2 separate regions of the Homo sapiens genome follow, and region 1 is linked to region 2. A link is an interaction called in ENCODE POLR2A ChIA-PET data of the cell type or tissue named here. Cell type or tissue: A673. All regions are shown on one strand. Links, peaks and the distances in the headings refer to the core of each region. The heading gives the core; the rest is flanking DNA. Region 1 has its middle 24 kb from the start of SLC16A12. Region 2 has its middle 15 kb from the start of IFIT3.

Region 1 (2,820 bases), core at 200-2,699, 220 kb before region 2:
CAAACTTTTTATTTTTTTACTTTTTTAATTTTTAAAGATGGGGTCTCGCTATATTGCCCAGGCTGGCCTCAAATTCCCGGGCCAAAGTGATCATCTTTCCTCAGCCTCTCAAGTAGCTGGGACCACAGGTGTGCGCCACGACTCCCAGCTCATCATGGATTTTTTTTTTTTTAATTGTGGAGATTTTAGTAAATGTGGACAAGCACAGAAAAAAAAATTATATAACTCAGAAATAACCAAAACATTTTGTTTTATACCCTTTGGATCTATTTTCAGTGTACATGTATGTAAATATTGTTCTATGTCATGTATTAAAAAATTGGGATAGCATTCAACAATGTAGAAACCCTACAGTGGTTTATAAGTGTTTTCCCAATTAGTAATATTTGTATAGGTCCATGTCTTCTTTGCCACCATTTCACTCAGTTCTAGATGCTTCCCATATGTATTCCTTTGTTTCAAATTATGCCAAACTCTTCACTGTGGCTGAATGATTGAGTTGGCCTTCAATCATTCTTCCTTGAAAATCCATAATGAAGTCAAGCAATGTAAATACAGTGTGAAAAGTTTTCTGTAAATCTCTAACAGATTTTTATCAAATAATTTTTTTAAGTGTACCATAAGCTGTTCCTCATTTACATTTTTCTGACTTACAGCTTGGTGTAGTTTGGGATTTAGAGAGACTAAATTAAAATCCTGGGTCTAGGTGGTGACATATGCTATTTAACCTGCCCAATTTTATTTTTCTTACATTTAAAGATGGGAATAATAACATCTAATTTGTAGGGTTGTTGGAAGATAATGAATAGTAACCAACAACCGCCTAATTCAGTGCATTGCCTGGCATCTAGTGACCCTTCAGGATTGCTAGTAGGTATCATGTGCAAGTATGCTAAGGGGGTACTAAAATCTGACTTGGCGTTTTTATGAGTGATTGCCAATGCTATTTATTCATTCAGTAAACATTTCCTAATTATCTGTTGTGTCTATATAAGTATTTAAGTACTATGGATACCGAGACAGAAAGAAAAAGCTTTCTTGTCCTCAAGAGGCTTGCTGTCTGGTGGGCAAGGTAGAGAAGTAAAGCACCAGCTACAATGCAATGCAATAGACACTAGGATAGGGTTGTGCATAGGGTGACAAGGTGCTACGAGGGCATGCTTGTCTAATCAGGATGGGGGGCAGTTTTCCAGAGAAGGCCATAATTAAGCTTGACTTGAAGTATAAAAGGAGTCCGCTTAGGTAGACAGAGATGGCGTGGAAGGGTGAAGAACACAATCTATTTGGAGAACTGTAAAAGGTTCTATATGTAGGTATTACAGGAGTTATTAAGAAATTATTTTAGGCAGCTAGAGAGGGTAAAAGAGTCCTCAGTAAGTCTTTTTCGTTTAATAAAAAAGCGGTCCCCCAAATATTTATTATCTAACAGAAAGCAGCCTGAAAAACCAGACCTGCAAGTATTGATATGCAAATGCAGATGGTTAAGAGTCAGGTCCAGCCAATATGGCGGTTCCTGCTACTTTTTCTTTGTTGCCACGTGTACAGGTGTCATGGCGACCAGCCAGGTAGCCGCATTTGCATAATAAAAGGCTAGGGTGGGAGGGCCAGTTTTTTTGGGGGGGCTACCTGAATGACACACGTGGTTAAACCAATCCCCTGTGCCCTATGCTAATTAGACACCACCTCCTCCAGCCTCCCAATATAAACCACTGCTTTCCTCTGCACGCGGGTTTTCGGTTCAGAGCCCTCCTCCCTCTGTACGGGGAGCTATTCTCTCCTTTCTTGCCTATTAAACTTTCTACCCCTTAATCCACTCCACGTGTGTCCACGTCGCTAATTTTCACCACACGAGATAAAGGACACCGCAACTGAGCGGTGTAATAGGGAGTAACATTGCCTTGGGCAGCTGTAGGAGACGACCCCAAGAGATAGTTTCAGCAGACATCATTATCTGGGTTAGCTGTTGCCCTTGCTCTAATTCCACTTCTTTTTTTGAGTAGAATTTGAACTTCTGCCCTAGTTCATCTGTTCCAGTCGCATCAGCCTCCTTGTGTTTCCTCAAGTATACCAAGCACACTCCAAACTCAGGGTGCCTTCATTTTGCCCCTTTCTCCTTTTCCGTGCTTTCCCTCCAGATGACCACAGCCACACTCCCCTGCCTCCTTCAGGTTGCTGCGTGAATGCCACGACCCGGACCACACACTATTTTTTTTTTTTTTTTGAGACAGAGTCTCGCTCTGTCGCCCAGGCTGGAGTGCAGTGGCACAATCTCAGCTCACTGCAACCTCTGCCTCCAAAATTCAAGCGATTCTCCTGCCCAGCCTCCTGAGTAGCTGGGATTACAGGCGCCTGCCACCATGCCCAGCTAATTTTTGGATTTTTCGTAGAGATGAGGTTTCACCATGTTGGCCAGACTGGTTTCAAACTCCTGACCTCAAGTGATCCGCTTGCCTCAGCCTCCCAAAGTGCTGGGATTACAGGCATGAGCCACTGTGCCTGGCCGTGGACTACATTCTTTTTTTTTTTTTTTTTGAGGTGGAGTCACGCCCTGTCACCCAGGCTGGAGTGCAGTGGTATGATCTCAGCTCACTGCAACCTCCACCTCCCTAGTTCAAGCGAGTCTCCTGCCTCAGCCTCCCGAGTAGATGGGACTACAGGCATGTGCCACCACACCCAGCTAATTTTTGTATTTTTAGTAGAGATGGGGTTTCACCATGTTTTCCAGGCTGGTCTCGAACTCCTGGCCTCAGGTAATCTGCCTGCCTTGGCCTCCCGAAGCGCTGGGGTTACAGAGGTGAGCCACTGCGCCCGGCCCCGGAC
Region 2 (2,820 bases), core at 47-2,546:
ACACAAATGAACACATGCTTATTCTGGTGGATTTTCACTTTCCTGTCATTTCTGGACTTCAGGGAATTCCTTACTCTCTTATAAATGCAGCTGTGCATTTAAAAAATATGTTTTGCAGATTATATAGCATTTTTCATTGTGATACACAGGCTTTTTGTTCTGTGTATATCTGGTCTACCATAATGCTTGTAAGGAAACACATTTAATCTTCTGTGAGGTATAATTTATTATTCCCAGGTTTTATGTAGGAATATCTTAGGGTCACAGAGGTTAGGTGATTTTTCCCAACACTGTAGAGATACTAAGTGGTGGAGGTGAGGTTGAAATAGGTCTAAACCCAAAGCCAAGGCACTTTTAAAAGATTAATAAAGTTTGTCGAATGATACTTGGACTAACTCCTGCCTGAATTAAGCTAGAAATTAATATAAGTTCTTTAATTCAGTTAGGAAGATCCCAAATCAGAAACAAATCATAATAAAAATTGAGATCAGGAAGCTTCCTGAGTGTAGCTCCTCATATCACTGTCCCACACATAAGTACTGCCCCATATGGCAATCGGGAGGCCCCAGGAATGCTTGCTAGGGTCAGGCCCTGCTCCTCTAAGTTAGTTGAAAGCTCCCTCCCTACTCAGTGACTGCTCTCATACTTCTTCACTGTAGCTGTTGGCTCTCAGAACATGATGCCCAAAGTATAGCGCCTCGGTGTGCTGAGTACTTTGAACTGAAAGACATTGGAAGGGCCTCCGAAGAAAGATCTCTTTGACCTTCTCCTGCCCTCTTGTCTTTCATGCTTCTTTCTCCCCTGGAGTGAACCATGGAAACTAGAATTCCTCTTCCGCAAGACAATGATAGAAACTAGAAGCCCTTTCCCCAAAGCAAGCCATAAAACTTAGGAAGGTCACTCTCTCCCTTCTCCCTTCTCATTTGAAGACCCTTAATCCAGAGGAATCCTGCCCCATACTTGCAAAGAAGAAATGCTACACAGAGAGTCCAAGAAGAATTTGAACCCAGTCTATTACCATTAGATCATACTCTTGTCCAAACACATCTCTACAGAGCTGCCCATTCTTCATGGAACCTAAGCACAAAAACAGTTTTCCCTGGATCTTTGGGTCTTCATTTCTGAAGGCTCTCATATCACATAAAACTTTGATTAAGTAAATTTGTTATGCTTTTCTCTTGTTAACTTGTCTTTTGTTATAGGAGTGTCAGCCATGACTCTTACAATGAGTAAGGAGAGGTATTACCTACCTCCTTTTACCCCTACATGCTCTTGGAGCTGATTATCACAGTTTGTAATTTTTCCACCTTCCATTCCTGCTTCTGTGTATTTTGATAAATTTTTGCAGGTCAGTAGACTTCCCATGGCAGAATATTTCCTGCTTCTCACCAGCCCTTAAGCCAATCCAAGGAAAACAAAAGAACATCATAATGCTTTGTCATATGACAAGATTACAAAAGCAGCATCCAGTGGCAGAATGCCCAACTGCTCCGGGACACAGCCAATAGCTGACTTCAGTGCTCCCCATCCCTGCTTGTCAGTGATTAGTCTAAATTGTTATCACAAGCCCAGTCTGACCAATGAATGTGAGTGAGGGGCCATTTTGATTGTCAGCTCCTGATTCTGCAGAAAACACGAAACTGAGCTGTACAAAGATGCTGATGAGGGGCTGCAGCATGCAATTCACTTCACCAGCAGTCACTAAGGTCTGATCTCTTTTCTAACCATACCTGGAAGATGGAATGCTGGACCCAGGGTATGCATAGAAAATGGGAGTTATTAGAAAAGCAGCTTTGCTTGCTTTAACCCAGGAATTGTATTTCTGGTATGTTGTTTCCTTTTAGACAATTGCCCTAAAGGTTCTTTTGTTTAAGGAGCAGGAGGATGGGGGAGGTTATTTCTGCTCTCAGCAAAAGTCTTAGAACCAGGGTCTCCTCGTTTGTAAGGAAGCAAGTAGGTCCCTGGACCTGGGCTGGGATATGATTTGTGATCAGCCAGGCAAGAGTTAAGAGTGGAAGTCTGTGCTCTCTGCCCATCTTATAATATCTTAAGGGTGATCATCTGTGGTATTCTTGAGTGGTATGTCCCATTCCATCTAGCATTTCATTAGAATTATTGTATAAAGGATGACAGGCAGAGGACACTTGACATGGGAATGCTGGACCTATTGGATGTTTATTCATTAGCTGCAGTTACCCCCCATTAGCCTTTTTTAATACAAAGTAAAAATTTAGTTGACATGTAAAAATTGTATATATTTATGGTGTATAGCATGTTTTAATATATGTATACATTGTGGAACGGCTAAATCAAATTATTTAACATATGCATTACCTCAGCTACTTACCTTTCTTTTTGTAGTGAGAACACAAAATCTACTCTCTCAGCAATTTTCACGTATGCAACATATCATTATTAACTATAGTCACCATGATGTACTATGTTAGCCTCTTAATACGGTATAATGCCTTGGCAAAACCCAAAATCCCTAGCAGGTCTGGATCTTTGAGTTTGGAAATGGTCCAAGGTGCATATACTATGTCTGTGAATACCAGAGGGCAACTCTTTATGGGTTCCTGGTGTAGGGTCTATATTCTAAATTCTGAGAGATGAACTCCTTTAGGGCCACAGTCTTTCTGCCACTTATGAACCTACAAGCAAGTTTCCAGGTGTTAAATCAGCTAGGGAATCATTTCAGAATTTATTTCAAATATTACATTAATTCCTAGGGGATAAGGAATTTAAAAGGAAAGTGTTCAAATGATCATCTTATACATTTATATACTTTTACCTTTCTGTTTACACCTTTGTGACTAGATA

Evidence for each region. ChIA-PET counts read pairs that join two places held together with the same protein. Peaks named below come from ENCODE experiments on the same cell type or tissue, not always from the same donor. Only the 100,000 strongest peaks of a DNase experiment are listed, where the experiment ranks them.
Region 1: POLR2A ChIA-PET joins it to region 2 with 8 read pairs; 4 of 35 experiments call an interaction of 5 or more read pairs at or near these places.

The regions. Positions count from the first base shown.
Region 1 is chr10:89,557,824-89,560,643 of GRCh38, reverse strand. No RefSeq gene overlaps it. Among named protein-coding and RNA genes, the nearest start is that of SLC16A12, 24 kb to the right of the region's middle. RefSeq lists an enhancer at 1,251-1,775. In A673, for the core only: no CTCF peak of the experiment used is centred there; no DNase peak of the experiment used is centred there.
Region 2 is chr10:89,341,497-89,344,316 of GRCh38, reverse strand. It overlaps a transcript of LIPA not described here. Among named protein-coding and RNA genes, the nearest start is that of IFIT3, 15 kb to the right of the region's middle. In A673, for the core only: no CTCF peak of the experiment used is centred there; a DNase peak (open chromatin) is centred at 1,506.